Regions from separate parts of the Homo sapiens genome. Here region 2 is linked to region 1. Evidence: chromatin contacts called from ENCODE Hi-C or POLR2A ChIA-PET data. All regions are on one chromosome and are shown on one strand. Each heading gives the region's core, a stretch centred on a gene start or an enhancer-like site at or near the end of the contact. The rest is flanking DNA. Distances are from core to core; before and after follow the strand shown. Region 1 overlaps CNST (consortin, connexin sorting protein). Region 2 holds the start of SCCPDH (saccharopine dehydrogenase (putative)).

What was found. Hi-C counts contacts between places; a loop is a spot of excess contacts on that map. ChIA-PET counts read pairs that join two places held with the same protein, here RNA polymerase II (POLR2A). Pooled maps may share reads with other maps.
Region 2: a loop to region 1 is called in a map of breast epithelium, with 5 times the contacts of the local background. The contact joins the promoter of SCCPDH here to the enhancer-like site in region 1. A Hi-C loop is called at or near these places in 2 of 168 maps with a recorded cell type or tissue (breast epithelium and chondrocyte) and 5 of 50 pooled maps. POLR2A ChIA-PET finds 5 or more read pairs at or near these places in 2 of 52 experiments (BJ and activated naive CD4-positive, alpha-beta T cell).

The regions. Positions count from the first base shown.
Region 1 is chr1:246,637,179-246,642,450 of GRCh38, reverse strand. It overlaps CNST (consortin, connexin sorting protein), which reads right to left. Exons shown (of 11, transcript NM_152609.3): 7 at 681-702; 8 at 414-510. Among named protein-coding and RNA genes, the nearest start is that of CNST, 73 kb to the right of the region's middle. Within about 2 kb of position 3,302, at least 3 of the 41 ENCODE cell types and tissues checked have a DNase peak (open chromatin) inside an H3K27ac peak, as active enhancers do.
Region 2 is chr1:246,721,256-246,726,527 of GRCh38, reverse strand. SCCPDH (saccharopine dehydrogenase (putative)) reads right to left here and starts at 2,119. Exons shown (of 12, transcript NM_016002.3): 1 at 1,916-2,119. The coding sequence starts at 2,105. RefSeq lists silencers at 1,766-1,975, 2,076-2,145, 2,186-2,315 and an enhancer at 2,526-2,685.

The sequences.
Region 1 (5,272 bases), core at 2,053-4,552:
CTAAATTTACAGAACAAATTTCTGGTAAAGTGTATACAATAACTGTTGGTTTTTAAACAGAAAACAATGTATGAATGTACCAACACCAATTCTATTTCAGAGCATTTTGTACAACCTTTTCTTATTCTGTTAGATATATATAACCACCTACTGAAAACATAAGAATTTTATGTTTTTATAAGAACTTAGATTTTATGGTATCTACTAATAGATGTCTAAAATGTGGAGCTACCCAATATAAAAAGTCTCATTTTGCTCTTTTTCTAGGAGAGGTATATGTACAAAAATGTAAGTGCAAAAAAAAAAAAAAAAAAAAACCAGATCCTTTGCAGCAATTCAGATGTATCACTTGTAAAAGATCAGAAGAGGCAGGTATCTTTTACGTTGCTCCATAGCTTAAGTTAAAAACATACCTGACTCTTTGGTGGTAGCTCCTCCTTCCTTTGGATCTTCAGACACTAGTAACTGCGTGGAGCATTTCCTTTCCTGGGACTTCTCCACAGCTGCTATCTAAAAAGTTTAAAACAAGAAAACCCAACTTTTGGGGAAACTGTTGTATTAAACTAGGAAGCTGAAAATAACTTGGGAAAGGTTTCCTCATTTTCCAAAATAGTCCATACAACAGACATATGACACAAACATTTTTCCTAGAAATATATTCAAAAGAAACAATCTCTTACCTTATGTTTGGATAAAAGAGGACTGTAGGAAAAAAGAAAGAAAAAAGAATTTTAAAAAAATTACAGCAGCAATATGCTTCCAAACAAATGTCACTGAAATGGCTATAAAAAAATACAGCTTCTCTGGATTCTAATATTAGCACAGAACATTTCCACGGCTGAAACATTACCACTGGCTCACATAGTTCAAAGTGCAGCTATATCATGTGTTTATCTCCTTAGATGGCCAACTGCTATTGGAAACCCCCAAAGAAGCAACAAATGCTATATTCCAGAAGAAGAAAAAAAGAAGAATGACAACCTTTTGCTAATAAAGACGATTTCACACACACATATTTTAAAAATTTCAGTTTATGTCATTTTAGTCTAAAATAGATTATGGTTGAAGATAATTTTGTTGGAATTCTCCATGGAAACAGATAACAAAAAGTATAAATATTAAATGTTAGGGAATACCCAAGATAACAGAATGTACATATCCATTAAAGGCACACACAAAAATGCTCATCGCCACTTTATTCATAATATTCACAAAACAAGAAACATCCTAAAAGTCTACTAATAATAGAATGAATAAATTGCTGCATAGTCATCCAAGAAATCTGTACTGCAATAAAACAGAGCAAACCACTGTTACATGCAACAACATGGAACAAGACATACTGATGGGTGCAAGAATCTAGACATAAAAATCTATATTCTGCATGATCCCATTTATATAAAATTACAGGACAGGCAAATATATTGTTATAGAGTCCAGATAGTGGTTACTATTGTGGGTGGGTACGAAGTTGGCAGGTGCATGAGGGAGCCTTCTGCAGGGCTGGAATGTTCCATATCTTGTACCTTGCTCAGAGTGGTAGTGACATAGACATATACGTCTATGCAAAAATTCATCAAGCTTGTACACTTTATGTGTAACTTGAAAATATTTTTAAATATTAAAAAATTTAAAAATGATATGGGGGGAGTTATCCAAATTTTGAAGCATAAAGACACCATGCTCATGTCATGTTCAATAAATATTTGTTAGTGAGTTCTTTATCTGCTGTATGAGCTACACAACAATTACCTGGCACTGTCTCACTATTAACAAACAGAGCTTTAGTTTACTCTCCATGATTCTGAGAGAAAAGGAGAAAAAGTTATCCATAAAATGGAAAGTCTTTTAGCCTTTGTATTGAGAATTCATGTTCTAAATTCCAGAAATTTGCACTAGTTTAAACACTATTGTCTCCCTTTGTCTTCAGAAATCTGGATCTCTGAATAAGGAATTTTTTTTAAAAAAGTAAGTGCCTTATTATTATTATTAGTTTAAAAAATACAACTCCTTGATACAATTCAAGCAACTGAAAATTACCTGGTAAATGCAGCTTTTCTTCTGCAAGATTTTGGTTAGATACTGTATTCTATTTGCTTTCTAGCATCAGACTACTCCTAAAAATGTTATGTTTTTACTACAACACATAAACATTAGCAAGTTGAATCGAAAGCCCTAATACACAATTCTGTCCATCTGAACTGCTCATCTCCTAACCAAAAAGAGATCAAAATCAGAAGTTATATTTTTAAATATCTAATCAGAAGAATCTTTTGAACCTACACAAAGTTGACCTTTTACTGAGTTCAGTGTGAGAAACTCAATAAAAACTGAGAAAGGAATGTAATAAATGAAAGATTCTCCCTGGGGCCTGAAAGCTTGGGGGGATGAATAACTCCTCCCTCCTCAGGCCCAGTCCCAAGGCGCAAGGCCACTTGTGCGACAAGTGCACATCAGCAAGATAGCAGAAGCAGGAAGAGGGCTGGCCGGAAGACACGTATCCCTGAGGATGGAGAGATTGGCCATCCGGGTACCACATAGCAGTTACATCAGACAGGGACACTTCCTGTTTACAGGAGACCATAAAACCTCGGCCCCATCCTCATGTGGGGCTGACGCCATTTTAGGCCTCAGCCCGTCTATACCCAGGTGCTCATTAAAACAGTGTGTTGCTCCACACCGCTTTGTGCTGTTGGTTGGTGCACTCTTGGGATTTGAACAAATACTAGTGCCTTGCACCTGGTGCCGAAACCCGGGCCCTTGCTCACAACCTCTGTACCTTATTCCTAAAACTGTCCACCTCCTTCAATATGTTGATGATCTGCTCCTGTGTAGCCCCTCTCAAAAAGACTGCCATGCCCATGCTATCTGTCTTTTAAATTTCTTGGCAGAGTGGGGGTATCGGGTCTCCCCTAAGAAAGCACAAGTAAGCACCCCCTCAGTCACCTACCTAGGCCTAGCTCTTACCCTGCAAACCCGAGGGCTCACAACCGACCGCACACTGCTCCTCCAGTTCCTCCCACCTCCGCAAACTAAGCAAGAAATTCTCTCTTTTCTAGGACTAGTGGGATATTTTAGGCTCTGGGTTCCTTCCTTTGCTCTACTTGCCAAACCGTTATACTAAGCTACTAAAGGCCCTCTCCATAAGCCTTTAAACCCTGCACAGCCGATTACCCACCCTTTCCGTCTGGTCCAGAAGGCTCTCATCTCAGCCCCCGTTCTCACTCTCCCAGACCTCACCAAACCTTTCTCTCTATCCCGACGAACGGCGTGGAGTTGCACTACATGTTCTAACCAGTCTAAGGGACCCGCCCTCCAGATTGTTGCCTACCTCTCTAAACAGCTCACAACCACAGTTCTCGGATGGCTTGCCTGTCTCCAAGCACTGGTGGCAGCTGCTGTCCTCACCCTTGGAAGCCTAAAACTATCCCTTCGTGCCAACCTAACAGTTTATTCAACCCATAACATCAAAGACATGCTAGCTCACTGCAGTGTACTAAGTCTCATGTCTGCCCCACGGCTCCTTCAACTGTATGCTCTATTCATAGAAACTCCCCAAATCACCGTGCTAACCAGCTCCCATTTAAACCTGGCCATGCTCTTACCTGAAGCCACTACCTCCCAAGACCCTGCACACTTCTGTGTGGACACCATTCAAACCTTTCTTATACTTTTTCCAAACCTAACAGATCAACCCCTTCCAGATGCCTCATTTACTTGGTTTGTAGATGGCAGTTCCTTCCTACATCAAGGATGCCGACATGCTGGCTATGCTATAGTGTCACCCGCCCACACTATTGAAGCCAATCTGCTCCCCCTAGGAACCACCTCCCAAAAGGCTGAACTCATCACCCTCACTCGAGCTCTCACTCTAGCAGCTGGACAACAAATGAACATATATTCAGATTCTCGTTATGTGTTCCACATAGTGCACTCACACTTGTCCATCTGGAAAGAACGGGGTTTCCTAATTGCAAACAACACTCCTGTCATAAACGGCTCTCTCATCAGCAAGCTCCTTCAGGCTGCCCAGCTCCTGCAGAAAGCTGCCGTCATTCATTGCAGGGGCCACCAAACCCCAGACAATCCTATACGGGCTGGAAACGCACTAGCAGATCAGGCGGCCAAACAAGTAGCCCTACAACCGTGCAAGGCCAGTTTCTGTCCCTGTCCTTATTCTTTCCTCTTTACTCCTCAGAAGAAAAGGAGGACTTCCAGGTCCAGAACCTCCAAAAGCAAGGACCATGGTACATCAAGGAAGGGCGCTTCTCATTCTTCCTCATGCTCAAACAATGCCTATCCTCCAAAGCCTCCACAACTCTTTCCATGTCGGCTACAAACCTCTCTTGCAACTTCTCCACCCTATTCTCACTTGTCCTCACCTTTCCAGCCGCGTTCCAGAGATCATCCAGTCCTGCTGTATCTGCCACTCAGTGTCACCCCAGGGCTCCCTCTGGCCACCGCCTTTTTCTAACCACCAAGCCCAGGGCCAGGTACCTGGGCAAGATTGGCAGGTAGACTTCACTCACCTGATAAATGGCTCCATTACCTTCTAGTCTTTGTCTGTACTTTCTCTGGGTGGGTAGAAGCGTTCCCAACAACTTCAGAAGGTGCAAATGTTGTCATACAAACTCTCATCATGTATACAATTCCCCGTTTCACACTCCATTGGGACATCCATGCAATCCAATAACAGGCCCACCTTCACCAGCCAAATCACCCAAGTTGTCTCCACGTCCTTAGGAATGAAATGGGTTCTCCATGCACCTTACAGGCCTCAATCTTCAGGCAAACTTGAAAACATCAACTCTGTCCTTAAAGCTCAACTCACCAAGCTGGCTCTAGAAACCCACCAGTCGTGGATGAGAAATCTCCCTTACACCCTCATGAGACTCCGTGCAACACCAAAAGCACCCTCTTTTTATAGTCCCTTTGGAATCATGTATGGACGAACTTTTGTCTTAGGGCCTCCGCCATCACCAGACTCTGAGCCACTCGGGAATTACTTACCCTCCTTAATCCAGACATGGTCTTTCATTTGTGAAGCAGCGAATGAGGCCATGCCTCTCCCTGCCGACACCTCCTTGTCCTCTCAACATAACTGTCTTGCAGGCACAGACGTGTTTATTGGCCAACCTGATCCTCACAAAAAGCTACAACCAAAGTGGACAGGCCCCTACGCTGTGATACTCAGCATGCACACTAACAGCATGAGAGTCCAAGGACTCCCCAACTGGGTCCATCGTACCAGGGTCAAGCTCACCCCAAAGGC
Region 2 (5,272 bases), core at 870-3,369, 85 kb before region 1:
TCTTGGCCAGGGGCAGTGGCTCAGCACTTTGGAAGGTCAAGGTGCAAGGATCTCTTGACCTCAGGAGTTCCAGACCAGCTTGGGCAACATAGCAAGACCTTGTCTCTACTAAAAAAAAAAAAAAAATTATCTGACATGGTGGCATAGCCTGTAGTACCAGCTACTCAGGAGGCTGAGGCGGTAGAATCACTTAGACACAGAGGTCAAGGCTGCAGTGAGCTGTGATCACGCCACTGTACTCCAGCCTGGGTGGCAGAATGAGAACTTGTCTTTAAAAAAATAAAGTTTCTCATCAACCACTAAACAATTACTATGATCCAATTGTAGGTGATGGAGAGTTTCGGACTGACTGTTAACATCAAAACCATCAGGGCTGGGTGCAGTGGCTCACGCCTGTAATCCCAGCACTTTGGAAAGCCGAGAAGGGTGGATCACGAGGTCAGCAGATCGAGACCATCCTCACTAACACGGTGAAACCCCGTCTCTACTAAAAAAATTAGCAGGGCGTGGTGGCGGGCGCCTCTAGTCCCAGCTACTCAGGAGGCTGAGGCAGGAGAATGGCAAACAAACAAACAAAAAACAAAAAATTAGAACTCTGAGGTGAAAAGCACACGCTATATAAACACACACAGGCTCATAAGAAAATAATTGGAATTAACTGGCTCAACTAAGTGATGCAGGTTTCAATAGGTGAAGGTATATCCCCCCACAATGAAACTTGATTTGGGCATTATATATGATAAGTGACTAGGCTGTACCGGTACGATCTTGCTGAGCCGAAAAAAGAAATGGAAGCATATATTTTCATAGTAAAATTACTTCTGTTGGAAAAATAACGACCAAAAAGCTCTTTGGTCAGAATTACGTGTTGGTAGTGTCAGCACCAAAAGCTGTAGGAGAGTCCAGCCTACGTGGTGTCTTCTGTACATAACCACGAACAAAAGCACTCCGAGCAGGGCATTGTATGAAAGTAGATTAAACAGAAAGAATGTAGTATTTCCAGAACTCTAATGGGTGTCTGTATAAGGGAAATCTACGGGAGTTAATAGCCAAATTTAAAGGCTACGGAGTCGTAAGTCAGATGTCTCCCCAGCCATGAAGGCAGCAGGATCCGTGTGTCTGTCTCCTCTCTGTCCCATCCTGCACCCCAGACTCGGGACAGGTCTTAGCATGGACAACGTCACTCAATAAATATATGCTCCTTCAATGCTTAGAGAATCAATAAATATATGCTACCTGAATGCTTAGATTATCAATAAATATATGCTACCTGAATGCTTAGATTATCAATAAATACATGCTACCTGAATGCTTAGAGAATACGTAAGCGTCTAAACCAGAAATACACACTTTTTATTCTCTGAAGAGGAAGACTGCTGGAGTATTCTTACACACAAAACAAGAAACTAAAACAGAATAGCCACAAAGACACTGTCAGTACAACTCGTAAGCTTGCTCTCCCGTCCTCAAAACACGAGGCAAAGGGAGACTCCGATCTCCAAGAGACCAAAGCCCTCCTCTCCTCTCCGACCAAACATCTAGAAACCCGCAGATTCAACAGGTGCCCCCGCTGCGGGGCAGGATGAAGCAGAGAGAGGGACAACTCAAGTTCTTGACCATTTCGCCAGGGGAGCTCCCCAAACTGAGGCAGAAATGCAAAAAGCGGGAAAGAGGAGAAGGAAAGAAAAAAAAATGTGTGTGTATATTATACACGCACGCGCACACACACATATAGTTAAGGAGGTGGGACAAAGCTATGGCAGTATTTGAAACATCTCTCCCTCTCCTCTTCTTGTCCTCACGCAGGGCTCGGGGACACGTAGGGCGCATCCCTGCGGGAGAAACGCTCGTTTGGGGCGATGCGGGGTCCCCGGCCCAGCCGCCCGCGCAGCCCCGTCCCGCCCCGCCGCTGTACCCAGCTTCAGGGCCGCCTTCTCCAGCACCCGCTGCAGCTTCTCCCGGGAGCGGCCCGCCACGGCCCAGGGCAGGCGGGAGCTCCGCTCCGGGTCCACCTGCTCCCGGGCCACCTCCTCGGTCACGAACTGGCCGGTGAAGCCAGACGCGCCGAACACCACCAGGTGGAAAGGCCTCTGCTCGGTCGCCATGACGAGTCCACAGCGAGCCCAGGCCCCGGGGCGGGTGGAGTCCACGGCGCCTGCGCCTCAGGCAGCGACCCCAGTACCCGGCGCAGCAACGGCCGCCGTCGCCGCAGCCAGCGCGCCGGGCTCCCTTCACCCCGCGCGCGCCGCCGCGCCAGGGCCGCGCCCACGCCCACGCCGCCTCGCGCGGGAGCCGCGGGTGAGCGGCTTGCTTGGGAGGCTTCCGACGGGAGGTTTCCTAGGGCGGTGGCCCTGGGGGCGAGTCCGCTTCCAAGCCTGGCAGGCGCGGACGGCGGCCCCTAATTCCGTGCGGCGGTTTGTTCTGCAGGGCTCTGGCCGCCCCGGGCAGCGCATCTTCTAGCCCTGCTGGAAGCTGGAGGCGGCAGCCGGTTGTCCTTGTTGCACGTGGGGGTGGAGCAAAGAGTGCGAGAAAATCTGCGGATGGCCTCGGGGATGGCCCACCCCGAGAACCCTTGAGCTTGCTTGCTTTCTTCCTTTCTTTCTTCCCTTTTTTCCCTTTCTTTTCTCTTTTCTGTTTTTGAGATGGAGTCTCACTCTGTCGCCCAGGCTGCAGCGCAGTGGCGCGATCTCGATTTACTGCAACCTTCGCCTCCTGGGTTCAAGCGATTCTGCCTCAGCCTCCCGAGTAGCTGGGATTACAGGGGAGCGCCCCCACGCCCTGCTAATTTTTGTGTTTTTAGTAGAGATGGGTTTTCACCTTGTTGGCCAGGCTGGTCTCGAACTCCTGACCTCAGGTGATCCACCCACCTCGGCCTCCCAAAGGGTCGGGATTACACGCATGAGCCACTGCACCCAGCCCATTCCTGATTTTTAAAAACTCTCATTAAAATAGGAATAAATGAATGCTTTTAAAAATTTTGAAATATATGTCTTGCAAAAAAGGTACAGCCAATAACAAATATGTACCCTCAACACAGCTTAAGAAAAATATTCCAGATAGCGAGGCTTCCAGGTATTCATTCCTGAACACATTTCCTTTTGCGTCCCCAAGACGGCCACTTGCCTGAATTTAGTGTTTATTATTCCTATTCCTATCTTTCTGCTTGTTATATATGTATGTATTTATAAATATTATAGTACCGTTTTGCATATTTTGAATATTTTGTAAATGTCAATCCTGCAGCTTTCTTATTTGGTCATGATGTCGTGAACTTATTCCCAAATGATTCAGAATAAAAAAAAATGTCTGTGATACGTGTGTGGAGAGAGGGAGAGAGAGAGAAATACACCAAATTCTACAATGCTTTTGTACAATGTTGTATAGTGCTTTTGTGCAATATAATACAAAGAATGCTACAATAAAATTCTTGTACCTTTCTCCTAAAGCACCTGTGCGAAAGTGTATTGAATATGTGTCAGGAATGAAAATGGTTGGTGCTAGAATATCCATATTTGAGTTATCTCACTGCTCTTTAAAGCACATGCACTAATTTTCGCTCTCAGCGGGATACAAGAATCCTCTTGCTTTACGTGCTTGTCAGCACTTGGTATTCTCAGACTTCATGCTTGTCCATCTGGTGGGTGTAAAGTAGTAAGCATTCAAGTATTTATTAAACACTTAACTATATACTGGGCACTAGGAATAAAGTACTGGGGATATGGCAACAAATAAAGCCCCTGCCCTCAAGAAGTTTACATTCTAGTGGAGTAAACAGTCACTAAAAAATAATCTTACAGAGCCAGGTACAGTGGCATGCACTTTTAGTCCCAGCTACTTGGGAGGCTGAGGCAGGAGGATTGCTTGAACCTAGGAGTTGGAGGTTATAGTGAGCTACACTCCAGCCTGGGTGACAAAGTGAGATATTGTCTCTAAAAAGAAAATAAAAACAAAAGAAAACAAAAAACCCTAAAAAAACAGAATATATATATATATATATATATATATATATATATATATATATATATTTTGTTTTTTGGGAAGCATGCTTGCTATGGTTTGGATGTTTGGCCCCCCCAAATCACATGTTGAAATGTAATCCCCAGCATTGGAGGTGGGGCCTGGTGGGAGATGTTTGGGTCATGGGGGTGGATCCCTCATGAATGGCTTGGTGCCATCCCCAGGATAATGAGTATGTTCTCTCTGCATAAGTTCATACAAGAGCTGGTAGTTGAAAGAGCACTCATCCTTCTCTCTCTTGGTCTCTCTCTCACCATGTGATACATTGGCTCCATTTCACCTTCTGCCACGATTGGAAGCTTCCTGAGGCCTCACCAGAAGCAGATGCTGGCACTACACTTGATGTACTTCCTGCAGAACCATGAGCCAAAATATAAACTTTTTTCTTTATAAATTAACCAGCCTCAGGCATTCCTTTAAAGCAACGCAAAAATGGACTAACATAATGGTCATTGCAGCATTGCTTTGTAATAACAAAAAGTAGAAATAACTGAAATGTCCTTTATCAGAGGAATTATTAAATAAATTATGGTGTCCTATTCATTCAATAGGAACTGTGCAGCTATAAAGAATGAAGAATGACTATTCAGGTGGTTCTAGGTAAAAAACACACAACAACAACAAAAACAAAAGAATGAAGTAGGCTGGGCACAGTGGCTCACGCCTGTAATCCCAGCAGTTTGGGAAGCCAAGGCAGGAGGATCACTTGAGTCCAGAAGTTTGAGACCAGCCTAGGCAATGTAGCAAGACCCCATTTCTTAAAAAAAAAAAAAAAAAAAAAAAAAATTTTTTTTTTTAATTAGCTGGGTGTGGTGATGTGCATCTGTAGTCCTAGCTACCTGGGAGGCTGAGGTGGGAAGATTGCTTGAGCCCAGGAGTTCGAGGTTACAGTAAATCATGATCACACTACTGCACTGCAGCCTGGGCAACAGAGCAAGGCTATGTTTCTAAAAAAAAAAAAACAAAACAAAACTGTGTATAGTGACACGGAAAATCTTCCAAATTTCCTAACATTACAAGAGTATATTTAAGACAAAACAATGTATGTATATGCACACAAAATGTTAAGAATACATGATAAATCTTTTTTTTATTATACTTTAAGTTTTAGGGTACATGTGCACAACGTGCAGGTTAGTTACATATGTATACATGTGCCATGTTGGTGTGCTGCACCCATTAACTCATCATTTAACATTAGGTATATCTCCTAATGCTATCCCTCCCCCTTCCTCCCACCCCACAACAGGCCCCG